Linked DNA regions of Homo sapiens: region 1 is linked to region 2. A link is an interaction called in ENCODE POLR2A ChIA-PET data of the cell type or tissue named here. Cell type or tissue: IMR-90. All regions are shown on one strand. Links, peaks and the distances in the headings refer to the core of each region. The heading gives the core; the rest is flanking DNA.

Region 1 (5,386 bases), core at 167-5,166, 190 kb before region 2:
TTGCTGCCTCCTGTGGGATCGCTTATGTTTCTAAATGAGATGATGTGTTAGGGGAGGTTAAGTTGCAGTAAGACAAACAAATCTCAAAATTTTGGTGAATTAGCACAAAAGTTTATTTTTTTCCTCAGGTTACATGTTCATTGTGAATCTGCAAAGCGGGGGCACTACTCATTGTTGTCACTCACGGGTAGAAGAAGCCAATGGAGGCTCGATTTGGACATGAACTTCCCAGGGACTAGAGAATGCGGCGCTTAAAACTTCTGCTAAATTATGTGTTTCCTTTGTGCTTCCATTTCTTTGGCCACAGCAAGTCACATGACATGATAGGAAACACAACCCTCCCACAAAGCCAGTGGAGAACTGGAATCTTTGCAAATGGCCCTCAAGCCTGTCATCTATGTGCATGGTAACAGGAGAGGGAATTGGAAAGGTGAGTTAGGGGCTGCTTTCTGAAGTTGTGTTTGCAAAACACACAAACCAGTTTAATATGGTCAGGCTTTGTGTCCCTGCCCAAATCTCATCTTGAATTGTAATCCCCAGATGTTGAGGGAGAGACCTGGTGGGAAGTGACTGAATCATGGGGGCAGTTGCCCCCCTGCTGTTCTCATGATAGTGATGAGTTCTCATGAGATCTGATGGTTTTATAAGGCAGTTTTCCCTGCTCTTGCTAGCTCTTCTCTCTCCTGCTGCCATGTGAAGAAGATCCTTGCCTCCCCTTTGTCCTCCATGATTGTAAGTTTCCTGAGGTCTCCCCATCCATGTGGAACTGTGAGTCAATAAAACCTCTTTCCTTTATAAATTTCCAGTCTTGGGTAGTTCTTTACAGCAGTGTGAAAATGGACTAATACATAGTTTTACCTTTATTTTGTTTCTGTGAGGTGTTTTTCAGTTGAAGGTATTCATGGTAGATAGTAATAGAGAAGCTGTAGCTGTTACAAGCTACCTTTTTTTTTTCCTCCTGCCTGTACTCATCTTTAGGAAGTATATATAATTTTAAACTCTGTGGGCTGAACAATAAGTGAATTATTGCACGAAGGACAATCAATTTAAAAGTTTACTTATATGTGTGAAGTTTAAGACGATTAAATGGTGATTTTTTTAGATATCAATATCTACTGCTTTTATTGTCTGCTATATAGTAATAGAGTAAAATCCTTAACCCGGTTATAACAAGTGAGACACAGCTTCCTCCCACACATGTGCAGTGTTCTCTTGACTACTTTAAAAAACGTGAGTACTTTTTCCCCTTTGAACTGCGTGCACGTTAAAAAAAAAAAAACACAAAAATCATGTCCTTTTAAGTGTATTTAATATCACATGATATATTCATATTTTTCTGTTGCCAATCTACTGACAGATTATAAGAAAAGAAAAGCAAGAGAGAGAAGAAAAGAAAAATGGAAACCATGACACTGTCATGGTGGCAGGTAAAAGTGTGATTTTTTTTTTTTTTGAGACGTAGTCTTGCTGTACCAGGCTGGAGTGCAGTGGCCCCATCTCAGCTCACTGCAACCTCTGCCTCCCGGGTTCAAGCGATTCTCCTCCCTTAGCCTCCCGAGTAACTGCGACTACAGGCGCGTGCCACCATGCCCAGCTAATTTTTGTATTTTTAGTAGAGATGGGGTTTCACCATGTTGGCCAGGCTGGTCTCGATCTCTTGACCTCATGATCCGCACACCTCCACCTCCCAAAGTGCTGGGATTACAAGCGTGAGCCACCGCACCTGCCTGGCCAAGAGCATGATTTTTGAGAAGGGATTGGAATGGCCCTGGGTAGTAGGGAGGTTTTATTGGCCTGAGTACACATCAAAAAGGCTATTTTCAAAATCAGCTTAAAGAAATGTAAGCCAAAATGAACTAATTTTCATTTAGTAGGAATTAAAAAATAAAAGGTGGGTGTATTCTTTTTTGAGCACAAGTTTAGTATTCAAGTGACTGCTATGCCAAGTGGAAAGTAATGCCCTTAATGGAAATATAATGAGTAGTGAGGTCAAGAAATGGATGTACTCTAAATTATTTTCTTAATAAAGAACAGACCTTTATTCTCTAATTTCTTTTAATTTCAACAATAAAGATTTTTAAACAATAGAAAAAGGGTGAGAACCTAGGTTTCTATTTTATGAAATGTTATCAAAAATTCTTAAAAAAGTGTCAAATAGGACTGTCTCATAAATGTGTTTATTTTTCAGGGACTTTGAAGCTAGGTTTCCTTAGCTTTTGAGTTGCTTTCTTTTGTTATTGAATTGCCTTCCCTTGTTTGTTTATTTCCACACTATGAGGTGGGTTCTTAAGGGAGCAGACACCCTCCTGGCTGCATAGCGCTGGACTTGAATATGCTCGGTCCAAGGAAGCTATCATGGGATGGAAAGGCTTTCTGCAGAGATGTCTCTGTTCGCAGCAAAAGAGGAAACAGGAAATGACTCAGGGCAAGTCTTGCTAAACTGGAAAAATCAATTAGACACACTCCTAAATAGAATCAGAAAACATTATAGTCAGAGAAAAAGGAGAAAGTGTATGAGAAAGGTTGCTTTCCATTCCCACCTGGGAACTGAAAGACGTTTAGGGAGGTGCAATACCTCTCCACTGCTACAGGTTTCTTTCCAGTCATGTTAACCTGTATGGGGAATCACGACTGAATAGATATTTTCATTATTTCCATTGATTCTGCTTTTAACATTTTTATTTTAAAAATGTTTTCTAGTTACAAAAGCAGCACAGTAGACTGGAAACAAAAATGAGTGAACTTGACTGAAATATGCACTTCCCACTTAAACATATGGCAAATAAAGCCGTAATAATAGCTCTGACCTCAGAAGACTGTCCTTTACATTACACAGTGCAGATTTGGGCAGTGGTCTAACATCAGGTCTGCAACCAATTGCTACAATTGAGTTGCAAGCTTTACATTTTTTTTTTTTTTTGAGACGGAGTCTCACTCTGTCGCCCAGGCTGGAGTGCAGTGGCGAGATCTTGGCTCATTGCAACCTCCGCCTCCCAGGTTCAAGCAATTCTTCTGCCTCAGCCTCCCAAGTAGCTGGAACTATAGGCGCGTGCCACCATGCCTGGCTAAGTTTTGTATTTTTAGTAGAGACGGGGTTTCACTATGTTGGCCAGGCTGGTCTTGAACTCCTGACCTTGTGATCCTCTCGCCTTGGCCTCCCAAAGTGTTGGAATTACCACATGAGCCACCGCACCTGGCCCTACATTCTTAAGTCATATTATTTAGGCAGGACATTGAAAGCTAAGAAAGCAAATTTATTTCTCAGAAGAAAACTCCCAACAATAACTTCTGTTGGTCTTCATGTTGCTCTAGTACAATTGGTCATCCTATATCTTAAAAAACAAAACAAAACAAATGGAGTTTGAGAGTCTAAAACTCAACATCAACTACACAGCCTCTCATTTGATGAACTCTTAGTTTTTGCTTATTTTTAAGCCTATCTGATAAGGATGTTTAGTACGTTATTGCTAAGCCTCTTTGGACATTTACTTTCATTTATTCTGAGTACCAGAAATTCAAAAGACAGGATGAAATGGCTACTCTCAGGAATGTGTAGAGTCTATAATAAAATCAAAATATAGACTAAATAACAACACAACCAAGAAAAACAGAATGTGAGCTGAAGAGAAAGAAAAAAGAAAACCCCAGCATCTCAAAATTAAGCAGTCATTAGTGTTTATATCAGTTGACTGATGTATATAAGTGAGAGTTTCTTGCCTCATCTACTTTCATCTTGTTCTCGTCTTCTCTTCCCTTTTCCCTTCTTCTCTATCATGATACTTGCTAGAAATTTATGCAGAAAAGAAAATTGATAGACAAAACCTAAACAAATATTAATAATCCTTGCACACTTACTAAGAACCAGGAGACAACCAAACCCCCCCAAAAATATTAATCCTAACAGAAAATAGTATTTTTGGGTACTCTGAGATACAGACATCAAAGGAATGTCCTCATGCAGAACTCTCTCTATGACATTGTTTTTGGGGGAATGTAATTAGCACCTATGTTATAGCTTTCTATTAAGCTCATAGTTTATTTACTGAACTGATATTTTGGAAGTCAGGCCAGCCACTGTACACTTGATGCTTATCCATAAGTTCTAATAACATTTAGACATTTTATCGATTTCTAAGCAAAATTACATTTTTGTTATTCAACATTGTCTTTTTAGAGTATCCTATTTCCACCACAGTCGAGTGTCCAGAGGCATCAACAGAGCAGCGTTGCGTTGCAACATATACATTTCGCATTTCCTTAGTGGCTTATTTGTCATTAAAAGGTTTGAAAAGGTTTCTGTTCCCCAAACTCAGGTTGAGAAATATTATCTGGTATTTACACATGTCTATGTTTACTGTCTAATTTAATTGTGAGTCAGATTGAACACAGAAGAAATGAGACATTTGCATGGTCATGATTATCAAGAGGTCGAAAGTACTATTTTCCTTGGGTGATAACCCAGTGAGTGATGCGGGACTCAACACCGTGGTCGACTGCACACATTTCAGCACCATCGCACTTGGAAACCTTTTTGGTTCAGTGCAGAACTTCTTAAAGATTAAAACAGATTTATGGTATCAAAAGGTATTTTGATGGTCAGCCAAAATTCCACACGGATGGGATTATGCCCCATAAACTTTATCCTCCTTTCCAATGATTTTTAAATATGATTTTTAGAGATGGATTAAATGTAGATTCCTTTGTATTTGTAATACATATTTCAAATTACTACAATAGATTTACTGTGCAGGTCTGCGTGAACTCCAGGGACCTGAAGGCCGGCTTGGTCAAACGACTTGCAGGAGTGTTCTGGTTATTAACATGCTTAATGTTGTAGGCCAGATGAAATAAGGAAGCCAGCAGAAAAGCCCAGCTTTCTTTGGAGACAGTACACTCTATCTTGCTTTAATTTGCTCCTTGGAGTCTGTACACGCTACTGGTGATATAGGTAAGGCAAGGTTACAAAAAGGTCTTTCTACTATTACTCTAAGGCAGAGTTTCTGCATTATAATTAAATTCTGTAAATTTGGGCTTCCTTAAATGCATAAAATCACAAAATACTACATTTTAGTTTATAAAAAAGGTTTACAATCTCTCATTCAAAACTCTTGGGATCTGAAATACTCTTAAAAGCTCAAATTCTCCCTCCCCCAAACTTTAGAAAGATAATATTATGCACATATTGCATATGACGCAATCAATGCTATCAACAAAGTCTAGGTAAAACCCCACTATCAAACACATTAATATTTTTCCAGAAAATGTGAACGTTTGCAGTAAGCAGGATAAATAGAAAACATGCTCTCCTCAGTTCAGATCAGATTTTGTCATCAAGCTTATGAAAAATCTTGAAGTTTTTCAGAGCTTTTTAGATTTTGGAATTTCA
Region 2 (5,386 bases), core at 137-5,136:
AAACTCTGTTGAATAGTATGGCATAGCTCATGCCTGTAATCCCAGCACTTTGGGAGGCTGAAGCGGGAGGATTGCTTGAGCATAGGGGATGGAGGCTGCAGTGAGTCATAATTGCACCTCTGCACATGAACCTGGGTGATGGAGTGAGACCTTGTCTCAAAATAAGAAATGAAAGTGATATGGCTAAAATTTAAAGTGATTAGTTCCCCACATTCCTTTGAAATTGTTCTATTTTTTGAAATTGAAATACTTCTCTGTGCACTTGGCAATTCAACAAAATTTAGAAATATTTATTAAGCAGATACTAGGTGTTATTGATTAATTAAATGAATATTTATTAGACATTTCCTACTTGTCAGACCTAAAGACGTAGCTTTCTCTTGTTAGAAATTTATCTACAAAAATGACATAACGCCTGATTTCAAAGAGTAAACAGTGTGAACAACAACAACAAAAAAACCCGGAGCATGATAAGTACAAATACTTTGTTATTAAATAGAATGGGTAATAAGAACATATATTAAAGGTCCCTGACTTAATTTCTGTTAAGTCAAGGAAGAGGAGTATTGAATAATGATTTCCTGGAAGAAATAACATTTGAGCTGAACTCTGAAGGAGAAGTAGGTGCTTTTAAGTGAATATTTATTAATCATGATGGCAATTTTCTTATTGTACTAAATTATTTAAGAAGCATTGTTTTTCTCCCTAATTCTTATCATTTTTCTCCTTGCTGATTACACTGGAGCCTTTTGAGAATGGGGAATATATTTTGTTTCTAGGTATCTAACAATTATTAAACATAGTGTTATGCATGATCAAGATACATATTATATGATTTCTCTCACTAATATTAAGTAAATTGAAGCTTTGCAGTGATGGTTCTAGGAGTCAGAAGAAGACACTTGGATGGTTACCACCATGAGCTGTGATTTATTTACTGTACTGAGCTCAAGTGATCTCCAATAACCATAATATTTGGAAAGGCTCTATGTGGCTTACCCCATGTGGGCTTTTACAGGTAACATGCCTTTTGGGAAATACTAAGATTGAATTATAATTTTTAAAATTCTTTTCTTTTTGAAGTCTTTACTGAACGCGTTGCAAATATTTCTTCTATTTTTCATATAACTTCGGTGTATAGATAACTGAACTTTCTGTGTTTCAAAAATGTTGGCCTTTATGTTGTTGTAGACTCATCAGGGCCAGAATTTTTAAAATAATTTTAATTAATTTTATCTTCAGGAAGGATGCGTGATGAGGATTTAGTAAATACACTCAGTTGGTAATTAGGCTGACAGGTCTACTTTTCATTTTTCTTTTCTTTATTCTGTTGCTTCTTTCATTCTAAAACAGTCAAAAATACATGTGGATTATTTTAATTTAGAAGAGGGAAAATTTCTAATGATTGTGTATTAAATACACACCAGATATCTGGGTTCCTAGGACCATCCTCTGAACCAGTGAGTGGGTATTTAATTGATCTTGATGGAGGACAAGATAAACTTTCTTTTAGATTATTGCTGGAGGGGGAAGAAAGAGTGATTTTATTATAGTAAGTATACGGTTACATTACTTTCTTGTATTTACTGCCTAAGAATATTGCTTTATCTGACACTTACTGTTAAAGTGGTGAAGTTTGGCCCGTGCAGTGGCACTTTGGGAGGCTGAGGCAGGTGGATTGCTTGAGACCAGGAGTTCGAGACCAGCTGGGCAACATGGCAAAACCCTGTCTCTACAAAAAATTTTAAAATTAGACAGGCGTGGTGGCACATGCCTGTAGACCCAGCCACCTGGGAGGCTGAGGTGGGAGGATTGCTCGAGCACTGGAGGTAGAGGTTGCAGAAGGTGTGATTCTGCCACTGCACTCCAGCCTGGGCAGCAGAGTGGACTCTGTCTCCAAAAAAAAAAAAAAAAAGATATTAAGCTTATTATTTTTGGCTGTCTTTCTGACTAGTAGCATCTCCAATTCTTTTCCCTTGTGCATTTCCCTTTCAGGTAGATTATTTATATTATACTAAATTGTTCTTCTCCACCTACGTAAGTGAATTTTGAGGAGCTAAACATTATCTATTCACTTAATCTCTCCTCAGAGTTCATATTGCCAAGAACCTATATTATTTTTAGAAATACTTCTCTGTACTTTTTCAACAGAATGATGTCCAGACTATTTTAATATCTTAAATTAAGTTTCTAATGCTTTGTAAAGTACTGATATAACCTCTCATTATGGAGTATTTCTTTTTAATCATGTTGGGTTAGCACTGACCTTTTTCTTTTTTCTTTAAGAATGCTGCTTAGCTTAAGAAGCGCTTATGCCAAGTGCCAATTTAAAATGAAGAAATATACCTGTTGAAAAAGAATACACATACCACTGTTTACTCATTGTGGCATCCCTTATCTGGCAATTTTAACCATTTGAAATTTCAGTGACAGCTTGAAATTAGAAGAGCTCTCTGAGTTGTAGTAGTTGCTTATGATGTATATCCCAGAAAAATCTGTGGGTTGGTATTTGGTGAACATTCTCCTAACTAGACCCTCAGGATTTTTTTTTTTTTTTCTTTTGAGAGGGAGGCGTTTCACTCTTGTTGCCCAGGCTGGAGTGCAATGGCGAGATCTCAGCTCACTGCAACCCCTGCCTCCTGGGTTCAATTAATTTGCCTGTCTCACCCTCCCAAATAGCTGAGATTACAGGCACAAGTCACCACACCCGGCTAATTTTGTATTTTTAGTAGAGACGGGTTTTACCATGTTGGAGGCTGGTCTCGAACTCCTGACCTCAGGTGATCTGCCTGTCTTTGGCCTCCCAAAGCGCTGGGATTACAGGCATGAGCCACCATGCCCAGCCAGTCCTCAAGATTTTAATTAGGGCTTTCTTATCCCTATTTATGAATTAAGCTAGTTTTTCTGATTTCTCAACCTTCAACAGAGTGAAAATAGCAAAGCGGAAGCCAGAGAAAAAATGAAGAGCATATGTGTTTTGAAATGGAGATGATATAAATAATGAACACATTGAAAAATTTATCCCATTTTATGGCTGTTCTGATTTAAAAGATAAAAGCATTTTATTGACCTTTTTGCATATATTTTGACAGTTGTCTGAATGGTTTTTGGCCAAGAAGAATGTTTTTGGTTTAGATTCTGGGGTTCCTTTTTGTAAAATGGGGATAATATAAGACAGAAATCTGAGCTATGTAATTTTTTTAAGTAGAATACTTTATAATCAGAAAATATGCTATATTACCATATCTCAAAGACTCTGCAGATTCAGTTATTATACATAAAGTGCACTATGTATCAGCTCATTATCTTTCTTAATTCAGTTCTAGAACTATATTACATAAGCATTCTTAACTAATCCTCCCACAGGGTACTTGGAAGAATGGTGGCAATTGAACTATTGACCTATGGGAATTATATCTATTTGTTTTAAAATAGATGTAAATAACAAAAACATTAAAAGAGTCCTTCATTTTTTGCCTGATATGATAATGAAAAATGAGAACGTTTTAGTTCAACTCTTTGAATAACTTTTGTCCACTTTTTAAGACGTTTGCACACAAAGGATAATATTGTATGGCTGGATTTCGAGTTATTATACTGACAGTTGAAAATCATGGAGGCTGGAAATGTTACGGTCAGAAGCACCACCCTCAAGTGCACTGGTGATGATGAATGTCATCTGAGGACCGCCAATCCGTTCTCTCTTCACTAGTTTCAGATGTTACAGACTCTGCCAATCAGCAATGAGCCAAGATTCTTCATGATGCCAAGCCCCTGCCATGTGAGATAGCAAATACACTTTCTCATACACAGATTTTCAAATGCTTTCATTAATACTAAATTGCAATAGTAAGTGATACCTGCTTGCACCTTTTGGATTTTGTCCTAGTGACAGCACATGGCAGTCTAGGGCTCTTCACACTAGATCTTCCAAAGGTACAGCATCCTTTGTACTGTCCCCATTCTTGCTTCTCCATGGCCCCAGGATGGCTTGTCAAGCATTGCACGGATGCTTTAACAGATGAATAAGCCACTGAGACTTTTGATGGTTTAGTGAGGGTGGTTTTCATAGGAGGAAGTGAAAAGAATCTTGGCTAACACAGATATGGAGCTTAAATGTAAATCTTCTAAAATATAAATATTCTTGTATTTGATTGCAGTTATTAGTTCTATTTTGAGGGTGTTGGTTGCTCACTTAGCAATTTAGCAAAAAGAAAACCAAATAGAATAAGATGTTGGTGCCTTTTTTTCCTTACTTTTTTTCTTTTTAAGTAAATATGAGAGTGAGGTGCTATTTTTATTTTGCATGGATGTTCCTCTCCTGACCTTCTGCCCCCTTCCCCACGAAAAAAAAAAAAAAACAGAAAAGCATTTAGGTCAGGTATTTCTTCAGTGTCATGGCCAAAGTCAAAATGGAAAAAGAATCCCCTCTCTACTAGTTTCTTTGAAAACTAGATTCCAAAAACAATGTAGTCGGTGAAACTGTTTTTGATCAGTAACAGCAGTGGATTAAAATGTGTGTAATCTGCAGTACAGGATGTTTTTTTTTTTTTTTTTTTTTTGATTTGCCAACTTTTGAAGCATCACAAATCGATAAACTAGCCAGTCATCCCATACACCTGGGCAGCATGCTGCTTTCCTGGATGAGGCCCTAGAGTCCATTTGGCAGAGGACAAGCGAAGTGTGAGATCGCCGTCAGCGATGGGTAATGTGTGAACGCTGCCAGTGTGTGTTGAGAAATCTGAGTGTATTTCCTGGAGACACCCCAAACTTAAAAGTTTTTATGTTCCCCCTTATACCATTGACTTGAGTTCAACGAAGTTGTCAATGTCTGTTTGATAACAGCAGTGTGGTCTTGCTGGGCATGGCTGCATTTTAATCACTTCATGGATATTAAGGGCTTTAGTTCCAGTTTATTCCTGCCTGTCTCTTTCTTCCAAAATTTCCCTTAATCTGGCTCTTGATAGGAGGGACTTGCCTCTAGGGGACAAGCAGAAGCAAAAGATAACAGGAAAGCCCGCACTATGCCAGGTTGTCTTGAAACATGAAAGGTCAGACCCTACATTTGTCTAAAAATAAATCTCTTTCCACAGGGTTAGTAAAACTGCTATCACAAAAAAAAAAAAAAAAAATCTTTGCTTTCATTTTCTTCCTTTCTTTCTCTCTAGAAAGATATGCCAATATATTCTAAACTGGCTGATTAACTGCTAACAGAGTTTGGTTCAAACCTCCCAAGCCCATTTTAAACACCTTTAGGGGAATAACTGATAAGGTGTCTAGTGCTGCAATAAACACAATACCACTGCAGGCCTTTTGAAGTATGAGTTTATATTAGTATCATTATCATTGTTATTTTTTCCTCCCTTTCTTCATTTTGCATAAATTG

Evidence for each region. ChIA-PET counts read pairs that join two places held together with the same protein. Peaks named below come from ENCODE experiments on the same cell type or tissue, not always from the same donor. Only the 100,000 strongest peaks of a DNase experiment are listed, where the experiment ranks them.
Region 1: POLR2A ChIA-PET joins it to region 2 with 18 read pairs; 2 of 35 experiments call an interaction of 5 or more read pairs at or near these places.

The regions. Positions count from the first base shown.
Region 1 is chr5:31,130,687-31,136,072 of GRCh38, reverse strand. No RefSeq gene overlaps it. Among named protein-coding and RNA genes, the nearest start is that of CDH6, 60 kb to the left of the region's middle. In IMR-90, for the core only: no CTCF peak of the experiment used is centred there; a DNase peak (open chromatin) is centred at 2,382; H3K27ac peaks cover 182 bases.
Region 2 is chr5:30,940,445-30,945,830 of GRCh38, reverse strand. No RefSeq gene overlaps it. Among named protein-coding and RNA genes, the nearest start is that of CDH6, 250 kb to the left of the region's middle. In IMR-90, for the core only: no CTCF peak of the experiment used is centred there; no DNase peak of the experiment used is centred there.